Linked DNA regions of Homo sapiens: regions 1 and 2 are each linked to region 3. Evidence: chromatin contacts called from ENCODE Hi-C or POLR2A ChIA-PET data. All regions are on one chromosome and are shown on one strand. The core of a region is the stretch at or near the end of the contact, and the rest is flanking DNA. Distances in the headings are between cores, read along the strand shown.

Evidence for each region. A loop is a pair of places that touch in the nucleus more often than their neighbours do. ChIA-PET counts read pairs that join two places held with the same protein, here RNA polymerase II (POLR2A). Pooled maps may share reads with other maps.
Region 1: a map of endothelial cell of umbilical vein shows a loop between it and region 3 (6-fold over the local background). The contact joins the promoter of HTRA1 here to the promoter of OAT in region 3. A Hi-C loop is called at or near these places in 1 of 168 maps with a recorded cell type or tissue (endothelial cell of umbilical vein). POLR2A ChIA-PET finds 5 or more read pairs at or near these places in 1 of 52 experiments (MCF 10A).
Region 2: a pooled map shows a loop between it and region 3 (30-fold over the local background). The contact joins the promoter of C10orf88 here to the promoter of OAT in region 3. A Hi-C loop is called at or near these places in 6 of 50 pooled maps.

What each region holds. Positions count from the first base shown.
Region 1 is chr10:122,460,038-122,463,470 of GRCh38, forward strand. It overlaps HTRA1 (HtrA serine peptidase 1), which reads left to right and starts at 1,516. Exons shown (of 9, transcript NM_002775.5): 1 at 1,516-2,087. The coding sequence starts at 1,616. It overlaps HTRA1-AS1 (HTRA1 and ARMS2 antisense RNA 1), which reads right to left and starts at 1,368. Exons shown (of 3, transcript XR_946382.3): 1 at 912-1,368.
Region 2 is chr10:122,952,893-122,956,312 of GRCh38, forward strand. C10orf88 (chromosome 10 open reading frame 88) reads right to left here and starts at 1,335. Exons shown (of 6, transcript NM_024942.4): 1 at 1,123-1,335; 2 at 1-140. The coding sequence starts at 1,286. LOC124902519 (a long non-coding RNA gene) reads left to right here and starts at 1,550. Exons shown (of 2, transcript XR_007062325.1): 1 at 1,550-1,676. RefSeq lists a silencer at 1,051-1,130.
Region 3 is chr10:124,417,218-124,420,490 of GRCh38, forward strand. OAT (ornithine aminotransferase) reads right to left here and starts at 1,706. Exons shown (of 10, transcript NM_000274.4): 1 at 1,656-1,706. RefSeq lists silencers at 1,266-1,805, 1,748-2,407 and an enhancer at 2,381-2,895.

The sequences.
Region 1 (3,433 bases), core at 266-2,765, 2.0 Mb before region 3:
CATCACCCCCCGCATTTTTTGTGGTTAACCACAGCTAGCCAGGAACTCAGGGCTTCTCATCAGCAGAGGCCTCTGCCTCTCCAGTATCCAGGGCCGAATGGATTTTGGGTCAAGGCCTCCCTCCCGCAGCCAGGAGGCCCTGGCTTTATGGAATATCGCTTGGAGTCCAGGGAGTCAGCATGGGGACCCCGACAGCTTTCCCATGCCCCAGGCTCCTGGGCCTTTCTGGGGGACCCCTCTGGACCTTGGGCATTAACAAGGTTCATATTTGGAAGGTGCTTTGAGGGGGCTTATAGGTATTTGGAGTTTACTTTTTAAACTATTTGTATTGGAAAAATAACGTGTGCACAAGGGAACAACCCAAATACAGAAGAATATTAAAATCCCCAAGCCCCCAGCCCCCTCCCATGCTACTCTATCCCAAAGTCAGCTCTGCCGGCTCACCCAACCCTGGGTGCCTCTGCCCAGGGTGGGGGTGGAGGTTTGAGGGTTCGGGATGAGGGCTGGACGAAGGGCCTCCTCTCAGGTCCTTGGACACGAGCTGTGCCCATCTGCTCAGTGTGGACCCAGGACTACTGCCCACAGGCCTGGTGCTGCCTGGGCACCCAGACCCACCTCCAGGGTCGCCCTCAGCCCTCCTGATGACTCTCGGACTCGCATCTGTCCCAACGGATGCACCAAAGATTCTCCAGTGGGAAATCAAATTTTTGATAACAAGTGTTTTGAAATAATCACGCACTTGGTGAAAAATCAAAAGAGGGGAAAACCCCTTTCCCATCTGAGACCGCTCCACCCTCGCCAGTTACGAGCTGCCGAGCCGCTTCCTAGGCTCTCTGCGAATACGGACACGCATGCCACCCACAACAACTTTTTAAAAGAATCAGACGTGTGAAGGATTCTATTCGAATTACTTCTGCTCTCTGCTTTTATCACTTCACTGTGGGTCTGGGCGCGGGCTTTCTGCCAGCTCCGCGGACGCTGCCTTCGTCCGGCCGCAGAGGCCCCGCGGTCAGGGTCCCGCGTGCGGGGTACCGGGGGCAGAACCAGCGCGTGACCGGGGTCCGCGGTGCCGCAACGCCCCGGGTCTGCGCAGAGGCCCCTGCAGTCCCTGCCCGGCCCAGTCCGAGCTTCCCGGGCGGGCCCCCAGTCCGGCGATTTGCAGGAACTTTCCCCGGCGCTCCCACGCGAAGCCGCCGCAGGGCCCCCTTGCAAAGTTCCATTAGTTTGAAGGACGCGAATCTCAGCGAGAGAACCTGCGGAAAGCGAATATGTGGGGCGCGCAGACGGGGAAACTGAGTCCCGCGAGAGGGCCGGCCTGTGCGCTGCCCCGCCCGCGCCCCGCCAGCACCGCCGTGCCCGGGCGCGCCCGCCCTGCCCCCTCCGCGGGCGGTCCCGGTCCAGCCGCCCGCCCTCCCTCCCGCCATCCGGCCAGCCCCCATCCCGGGCGCCGTGCCCGTCCCCAAGGCGGCTCGTCACCGCTGCGAGGCCAATGGGCTGGGCCGCGCGGCCGCGCGCACTCGCACCCGCTGCCCCCGAGGCCCTCCTGCACTCTCCCCGGCGCCGCTCTCCGGCCCTCGCCCTGTCCGCCGCCACCGCCGCCGCCGCCAGAGTCGCCATGCAGATCCCGCGCGCCGCTCTTCTCCCGCTGCTGCTGCTGCTGCTGGCGGCGCCCGCCTCGGCGCAGCTGTCCCGGGCCGGCCGCTCGGCGCCTTTGGCCGCCGGGTGCCCAGACCGCTGCGAGCCGGCGCGCTGCCCGCCGCAGCCGGAGCACTGCGAGGGCGGCCGGGCCCGGGACGCGTGCGGCTGCTGCGAGGTGTGCGGCGCGCCCGAGGGCGCCGCGTGCGGCCTGCAGGAGGGCCCGTGCGGCGAGGGGCTGCAGTGCGTGGTGCCCTTCGGGGTGCCAGCCTCGGCCACGGTGCGGCGGCGCGCGCAGGCCGGCCTCTGTGTGTGCGCCAGCAGCGAGCCGGTGTGCGGCAGCGACGCCAACACCTACGCCAACCTGTGCCAGCTGCGCGCCGCCAGCCGCCGCTCCGAGAGGCTGCACCGGCCGCCGGTCATCGTCCTGCAGCGCGGAGCCTGCGGCCAAGGTACTCCGCCGCGCTCCTGGGCAGCTCCCCACTCTCTCCATCCCAGCTCGGACCTGCTTCTGCGGGACTGGTGGGCAGGTTGAGGGGCAGCGAAGCGTTGTGGGGTGGCCAGGGCAACTCTCGGGGACAGGCAGGTGGGCCCCGGGGTGGCGGATTTCCGCGGGCTGCCTCGGAACCGAGCTTCGCGCCCAGCCCGGGGCCGGTTCTGCGCCCAGACGATGCCAGTACGCCCGGCCTGCACTCTGGGGCTCGAGACGCCGGGCGACCGGCCATGGAGTGCCCTGAGGGCAACCACACAGCGCGGGGACCCCAGGACAAATAAGAGGAATGGGGGCATAAAGGAAGGAGAGAAGTTCAGGACTGGGAATTGGCGCCTCGCAGAGCGGCTTCAGGACCACAAGAAGTCATTTCGGTTGCTTTTTCTTCTATTTACGTCCTCCGTCCCCTTTAAAATTCACTGCTTTGATCACGGGACCGCTCAGTGAAAACTGTATGTAACTCTTTTGGAAAGGAACAGTGTTTGCCGGCCCGCCCCGGAGTTTCTCCAAAAAGTCTACCCCGAGCAGGGAACGGTTTGGCACCGCTCTCGTTTCGGCGGCGTTGCTGCCTGTCTTGCTTTCCTCGTTTTGAGCCAGCCCTACAAAAATGAAAGTGGCTCCTTTTGAATAAGCTGAATCGGGCTTTGGATCACGAAATCTGCAGAGGCGGAGAAGGGACCGGGTTAGTGATGAGGAAGAAGTCTACCCCTCTGTTCCTACAGCCGCACACAGGACCTGTTCTGGCAGGGGAGACGGTGGTGATGGGGGAAGGAGTGGAATGGAGCAATGTCTAACTCTCTCGCGGGACCTTCCGGAGAGATGCTCCTCATCTTCAGGCAGAGGCCATGTGGAAAAATAATATCGAGTTCAGCAGCGGCCAGCCCCGCGTTGTAGGAACCAGACAGCGGGGCTTGGCAGTGCGCTTGGGCGCAGCCGTGCCGCTGCTGCCGGACCCCAGTGCTGCCTCCTCAACACGGGCAGTGCCAGGAGAGGGGCATAGGGGAGCACAGTGCAGAGGGACTGGTCTAGAGTTTACTTTATAGGAATATGGTTCGGTGTGACCAACTAGGGCTTAGCATAGTTTGGCTTACGTGGACGGGAAGATGCCAGAGCCGAACTGGGTGAAATTCGAGATTGCGTATTTCACCAACACAGGAGCACAGCCCTCGGGAAACTCAGCCTAGTCAGGCAGTAGAGAGTTGTCCCGGAGAGAAGTGATCCTGCAGACTCGAGAAGGGGCATGATGATAGCACACGTCTGTTGAGCACCCAGTCTGTGTGCCGGGTGTGTTACCTCTGTGACCTCATT
Region 2 (3,420 bases), core at 85-2,584, 1.5 Mb before region 3:
ACACTTCCATATTTCTTGCTGAACTTAAAATGCCAATAGAAGCGATTTCTTCACCTCCATCAGGGCCACACCTCAGGTAAAGGAAGCAGGGGTTTTCATCTTTGTTGTTGTGGTTTCTCTTCAAAATCACCAGATCCTGACTGAGAAGAAAATTGGTGAAAACATCACACAGTATAGTTCTCTGAACATGACTCTTCTTTTTTGAGACGGAGTCTGGCTCTGTCGCCCAGGCTGGAATGCAGTGGCTCCATCTCGGCTCACTGCACGCTCCGCCTTCCGGGTTCACGCCATTCTCCTGCCTCAGCCTCCCAAGCAGCTGGGACTACAGGCACCCGCCACCGCGCCCGGCTAATTTTTTGTATTTTTCGTAGAGACGGGGTTTCGCCGTGTTAGCCAGGATGGTCTTGATCTCCTGACGTCGTGATCCGCCCGCCTCGGCCTCCCAAAGTGCTGGGATTACAGGTGTGAGCCACCGTGCCCGGCCGGGGCTTCTTTCTTCTAACTCACTTCCACTTGCCCTTGAGGTCCAAGCACCTTCCCAAGCATCCAAGAAGCGCTCAACACAGAATTCATACGGAAATGAAGGTGTCACACATCAGGGCTTTCCCAAACTCTATTTTTTCCTCAATCAACATTCTACTCAATCCCCTGCAATTGACTCTCGGATAATTACATAAATCACTGGGCACCTACTGGGTGCAGGGCACAATGAAAGACAAAAGTGTATCTTTTTCGAAATTAAGTCGACAGCGATCATCTATAGCTGGACTTTTTACACAGCCTGTTTTGGTGGACAGGAGGTGTCTTGTTTGAGGGTAGAGGGGCGGACTGACTTTGACAGCAGCCCTGAGGGGCTATCACGCCTGATGGGGACGTTATATGAAATTCCGAGTCCGGGTCACCTTCCCCCTCTCACGCCCAGGAGCCTCGGCCCCTTCCCGGCCGGACCCACCCCCCTCCGCCCACCCCGGACGACCTCGCAGCTCCCCTCCCCAACTAGAGACCTGGTACCAACTGCTCTCCCGGATCCCGGGCTCAGACCCTCTCGCCTCCCCTCACAGCTCCCCTAGAAGCGCGGCAGTTGCCGAGCATAGCGACCCCGTCCCCGTCGGCCCGGCGCACCCTGGAGCAGGCGGTGCCAGCAGCTCCTCCCAGTCGAAGTCACCGGGGCCGAGACCGGCCCGGGTGAGGAGGAGGCTGTGGGTCAGGGCCCCGCCTGCAACATCCCAAGAAGAGGCCAGCGTGGGGCGGCGGGTGAGGCCCCCGTCCTCGGTCCGCGTCTCCATTCCGCCGCCTTCAGTCAGGCCAGCCCAGCCCCGGAACCTCTCTTCCAGTGCTTGAATTTCCGCCGGTACAGCGTGGAAATGGGCAGGCAAAGCGACTTCCGGCTCACTCCGCTTCAAGTACCCGCCGCTTCTTGCTTTGGTGGGGAGAGCAGGCACCAGAGACACGCATGCGCATGTGCCAGCTGGCCTCAGGCGCGGCGTTCAAAGTGTGCGGGGAGGAGGTCGAGAGCGGAGCATGCGCACTGGCAGACCCTTGCTCTTTCGCTGGAGACTATGCGCAGGCGCGGTGCACTGCGCGCCGGCACGAGGGTGTTTTCGACGTTGGCTGTGGGGAAACAGCAAGCGGCGTGGACGACCGTTGCTGAGCTGGTGTGGAACGTCTGTGATCAGGTAGGTGTAGTCTCGTCGCTCTACGCTGCGTGCAAGACCGACTCCTGACCTCGTTCTTTCCCAAGGGGACGCCAGGGCCTTTTCTGCTTCCATTCCGTCGGATCTGCAGCATTTGTGGCAGCTAGCGCGGCGGACGCGCTGCCGATTCGGGTTATTTTTACTTCGAATTCTCCTAGCCTCCCTCACACATATTCTCGCTTTAGAGGGGGGCTGAAGCGGATGATGGGGTTTTGGGGTTGAAGGGCATCTGTGATGGGCATTGAGCCACGCTGGCCTTCGCCGGGTGCTGTCTCAGCTGACGCCCCCTGACCCCATGTGCAACCCTCAGGCCGCAGGAACCCGGGCATCCAGGGCTGGACGCTCTAGGTGACAGAAATTTGAAATGCAAGAAAGACCCAGACACCGAAGGCAGGGGCTGCCCCATGAGATCGCTCCTCATGGCACTGGAAACAGCGAGTGGAAAGGGGGGGTCTCAGAACTCTGTTGAAGTAGAATATGAACTCAGTCTTGAAGGAACTTAAGGCTACGGATGCAGAACAGTGGGAGCAGATGGAACTTTCTAGATGCCCCACGGGATGGGACTGTATATAGTGTGCCCCCTCATCCTCCTCCTGTAGAGGCTTGTGCAGATTATTTTTCTGTCTTTTGAAAAAAGCAAACTCTGAAATTCCACTTGTCTATAATCTAGAGTTCCAAAGTTGTGTTTAAGGTGGTATCCTCTCTAGGAAATAACGTTTTTGCTCACCCATACTCTAATTTTCTTTCAGAGCTGTCTATTCTGGGTTCATGACTCAGTGCGCATTACTTTAATCTTTTTGCTTATGTTTTCGTTTGAGTTTATGTACTAGGACTTGTGCCCTCTAGCTAAAAATGAGAATAAACTTTGCATTCTGTTTACCTGTGTCAAAGCAAGAAAAATGATGACCAAATGTATTTTTCTATAAGTAATCACCAGAATGTACGTATGGTAGGTGAATTCACCAAGATTGAAAGAGAGAAATGTCACCAAAGGTCTATCATAGCAGAATTGTAAAGTCCTCGTTTGCAAAGATTTTTTTAATATTTCAGACTCATTCTAAGTTGTCCTTGTCATTATTTTTGTCCTGTATGTCCTGCTTCCTGTGGTTGTAAGTTAACTTTGATCCACATTAATACATGTGGACAATCCGAAGGAAAATAGGCTCTTCAGAAACTAATCTGCAATTTCATGAGCAATAGCAATATTATAAACTGGATTTTGACTTCCTTAAATAAAGCTGAATGTCCAGGAATCAGAAAACAAAAGATTCCTATGGTCTATCCTTTCCTTTATTTCCATACAGCCAATAAACCACCAAGTCTTCATTTTCTTAAAGAAAAATTTTCCTATCTCTGCTTCTTCTGTTTCCAAGCACTAGCTTTATCTGAACAATTCCAGGAGTTTGTCAGTAGCTTTCATTTTGATTCCTTCCATTTCAGTCTTTGCACTGCCCTCTTCTCCTTCTGGTGATCAATGTTCCTGACTGAATCAACACCTTCACTCCTTAGCATAGCATGCAGAGTCCTTTGTACTTTGAACCCTGCCTACCTTCCAGTTTCCTCTACCTAGAATGCCATTTTTTTCAATAGTAGGAAAAATCCTATTTATCATGCGAAACCAAGCTTACTTCATCCTGCTACAGAATTAAACAAATTCCTCTGTGCTACAATTACCACTTTTTTAGGTAGTATAATTCTCCTTTGATGTCAGACTTTGCCTGTTTAT
Region 3 (3,273 bases), core at 456-2,955:
CTTTGGGGGGGGGATGCAAAACTAATCTTAAACACCATGAAAAACTGTAAACCCAAAACTATAAGCTTTTTTTTTTTTTTTTTTTTTTTTCGAGACGGAGTCTGTCGCCCAGGCTGGAGTGCAGTGGCACGATCTCAACTCACTGCAAGCTCTGCCTCCCGGGTTCAAGCAATTCTCCTGCCTCAGCCTCCCGAGTAGCTGGGATTACAGGCGCGCACCACGATGTCTGGCTAATTTTTGTATTTTTAGTAGAGAAAGGGTTTCACCATGTTGGCCAGGCTAGTCTCAAACTCCTGGCCTCAGGTGATCCGCCTGCCTGGGCCTCCCATAATACTGGGATTACACAGGTGTGAGCCACCGTGCCGGGCTAAAAATAAGCTTTTTAATTTAACGCTCGTTTTTATGAAAAGATTCATCTAAAGACAGAACCAGGATATTCTAATGAAAGGAGTCTATTGTTATTTCACATGGCTAAGAGCGATTGATTACAATCTAAAGAACAGTTCCGGGGTTAACTGAAAGAACTAGCTTATCCACAGAAACCCTTTCAATCCCAGAAGGAGAAATTTAGAATTTGGAAACTGAACATTAGTCATTTCTTAAGGTAAAGCCACTTCATTCCAAAGTCACTGTCTGTTCGCCCTTAATTTATCACCGTAATTTATCTAAGAGGTAAAACTGAACACCGAAAAGGTAAGATGTAGAGTGACAAAAGGAGACGGTGGGTCACAGGGCGAGTGCCCAGGTGACTTCGGGCCTCAGTCCTCTCGCCAGCAAAGGGCGGACAATGACCCCTCCCGTCCCGCCCGGGAAGGCGATCGAGGAAACGCACTGGCCAGGCCCATTTACTGATGCTCAGCAGGGTTTGCAAAAAGCCCCCAACGGGAGGTTTTCATGCTGAAAGTCCTGTTGCCCCCCCATCCCCCACCATCTAATTAACCTGCACGTTACTGTAAGGAAGGTTCTGCTTCCGTAATTTTCTTTATTTCGACAGAGGCTGGAGAAAAAAAATCATAGGCTGGAAGAGGGGAGCGATGGGCAGGCCGATCTGCAGGGCGCAGGAGCAGGCCGGGAGGACCCAGCCCTCCAAGGCTGCATCAGCGCCCCCGCCGCGTGACCAGGGCCACCGGTTTACTGCACAGCTCCCCCGTCCCCAGAACGCAGCCTCCCCGCCAACCCCAGGAACCAAGGGTGCCCAAAGGCCTCCTACCCGGAACCCCGGGGCGCCTCGGGGTCTCTGGGCCGGGTGGGCCGAGTCCTGGCCTCCACAGGCCGCGAGCGCAGGGGGCGGCGGCTCCGCCCGGTCTGGCAGGCGGGGCTGCCACATCCTCAGCCTCTCCCTGCCGCCCGCCCGTCGGCCGCTCTGGGCTGGAACCAGGACTCCGGCCTGCAAGCCGTGGGTCGCCACGCCCCTGCCCCCTGAAGCTGCGCGCCGGCCGGAGACTCCAGGGCGCCCGGGTCCGAGCCGCCCGCAGAGTAAACGGGCCGCTGAAGCGGGGCTCGTTCCCCGGCCGAGGCCCAGCGCGCCCCCTCAGCCAGCATCCCCCGAACCCGGGCCGCGGCCACCCCGCGCCCGCCCGCCTCCCCCGCCGCTGTCAGGGAACCCCGGCCAGGGCCCGAACCAGAGCCCCAGGACAGCGGCGCCCAGACGGTACCTGACAGCGCCTGAGGACAACCGGGTACACGCGGCGTCTATGAAGCGCAACAGTGACGCCGGAGAGTCACTGCAACTTAAAGGCTGATTCTGCCCCGCCCCCAAGACACCCTCGCCGCTCATTGGCTGGGGCGGAGGGCAGGATACCAATCGCGTGGGTCCCGTCCTCCGCCCCGCCCTCCGGCCGCGCATCAAGGATCTTTGCTCCTCCCGCGGATTCGATCCGCGCTCGCGCCTCCTGAGCCCGCCGGCCTGTACCTGAGCTCAGGCCCCTCGGTCGCCTCCTCTGGCGGGACGAGAAGAGTCCTTGTCCGCCCTTGCTGACGAGAAGACTGAGGCCCGAAAAGGAAAAGTCTGTTGGGCCCCCCACTGCGCGGGCCGGGTGTGGCTGGAGGCCGAGAGACGTGAGGCTGGACCGCCCGCCCTGTGCTCCTGGAGGGAGGGACCAGCCCCAGCTCTGCCCCAGCCACAGCTGCGGGAGCCCCATGCCCTTGAACCCTGATGCGCCGCGCGGCTTAGTTGTGCCTCTGAATCCACCTCCAAAAGTCGTCGCTGCCTATGGAAAACACACTGCCCACCTGTTCGCAGCTGCTGTCAGATAATTGAGTGGCAGCAACCCACTCACAGTACAGATTTGCCTGTGGTGCCCTCCACAGCCGGTTATTAAATTCAGAACACAAAATAGATATTCCGGGACAACCTCATGTTAGAATCGGAAGGGACTTGGACTTCACTTAGCCCACAACAAGATGTTAAATATTGGAAAACAGAGACCCAGAGAAGGAAAGCGACTTACCCAGTCATCCAACAGTAGGGGCAGTCTGGTCCTGTGTGCCCCTCGCCACCCCTCTCAGAGGGCAGGCGCTGGCAGCTGCCGGCACCACACTCCATTAGACCACAATGACCAGTCGGGGGCCCAGCTGGAAACAGAGGGCACACTCCAATGTGAACATTTCCTAAAACGTGGTGGTGGGGGCCCGTGGTTCATGCCTGTAATCCCAGCACTTTGGCAGACCGAGGCAGGAGGATTGCTTGATCCCAGGAGTTCCAGACCAGCCTGGGCGACACAGTGAGACCCCGTCTCCACAAAAAAAAATAAAAATTAATCTGGTGTGGTGGCACACCTATGTTCCCAGCTACTCCAAAGGCTGAGGTGGGAGGATCACTTGAGCCCAGGAGGTTGAGGCTGCAGTGACCTATGACTGCACCACTGCACTCCAGCCTGGGCAACAAAGCAAGACCATCTATCTTAATCAACCAATCAATCAATCAATGTAGGCAAGTAAACCACAAGGGATGGAGAAATAACCTGGGTCTCATGCACCAGCGAGGGCCATTATCCATCCTAGGCCCAACGGCCTCCAAGTGGGGTTTCCAGAATTCCAGAACCCAAAGAGAGGAGTGTGGGAAAGGCTATCTGGTCACCAAAGTCATCAGCAACTGCATGGGAAGGAGCTGGACAATGAGCATCTCCTGTCAGGCTTCCACATGGGCTGAAGCCATTAGGAGGCCAGAGGCCAGGGGAGCCCTTTAAGACAGCTCAGCCTCCTGGGACAAACAGCAGGGTGGAAAAGGGTGGAGACGGGGTAGGGGAGCAATTGGAAGACATCCAACATACA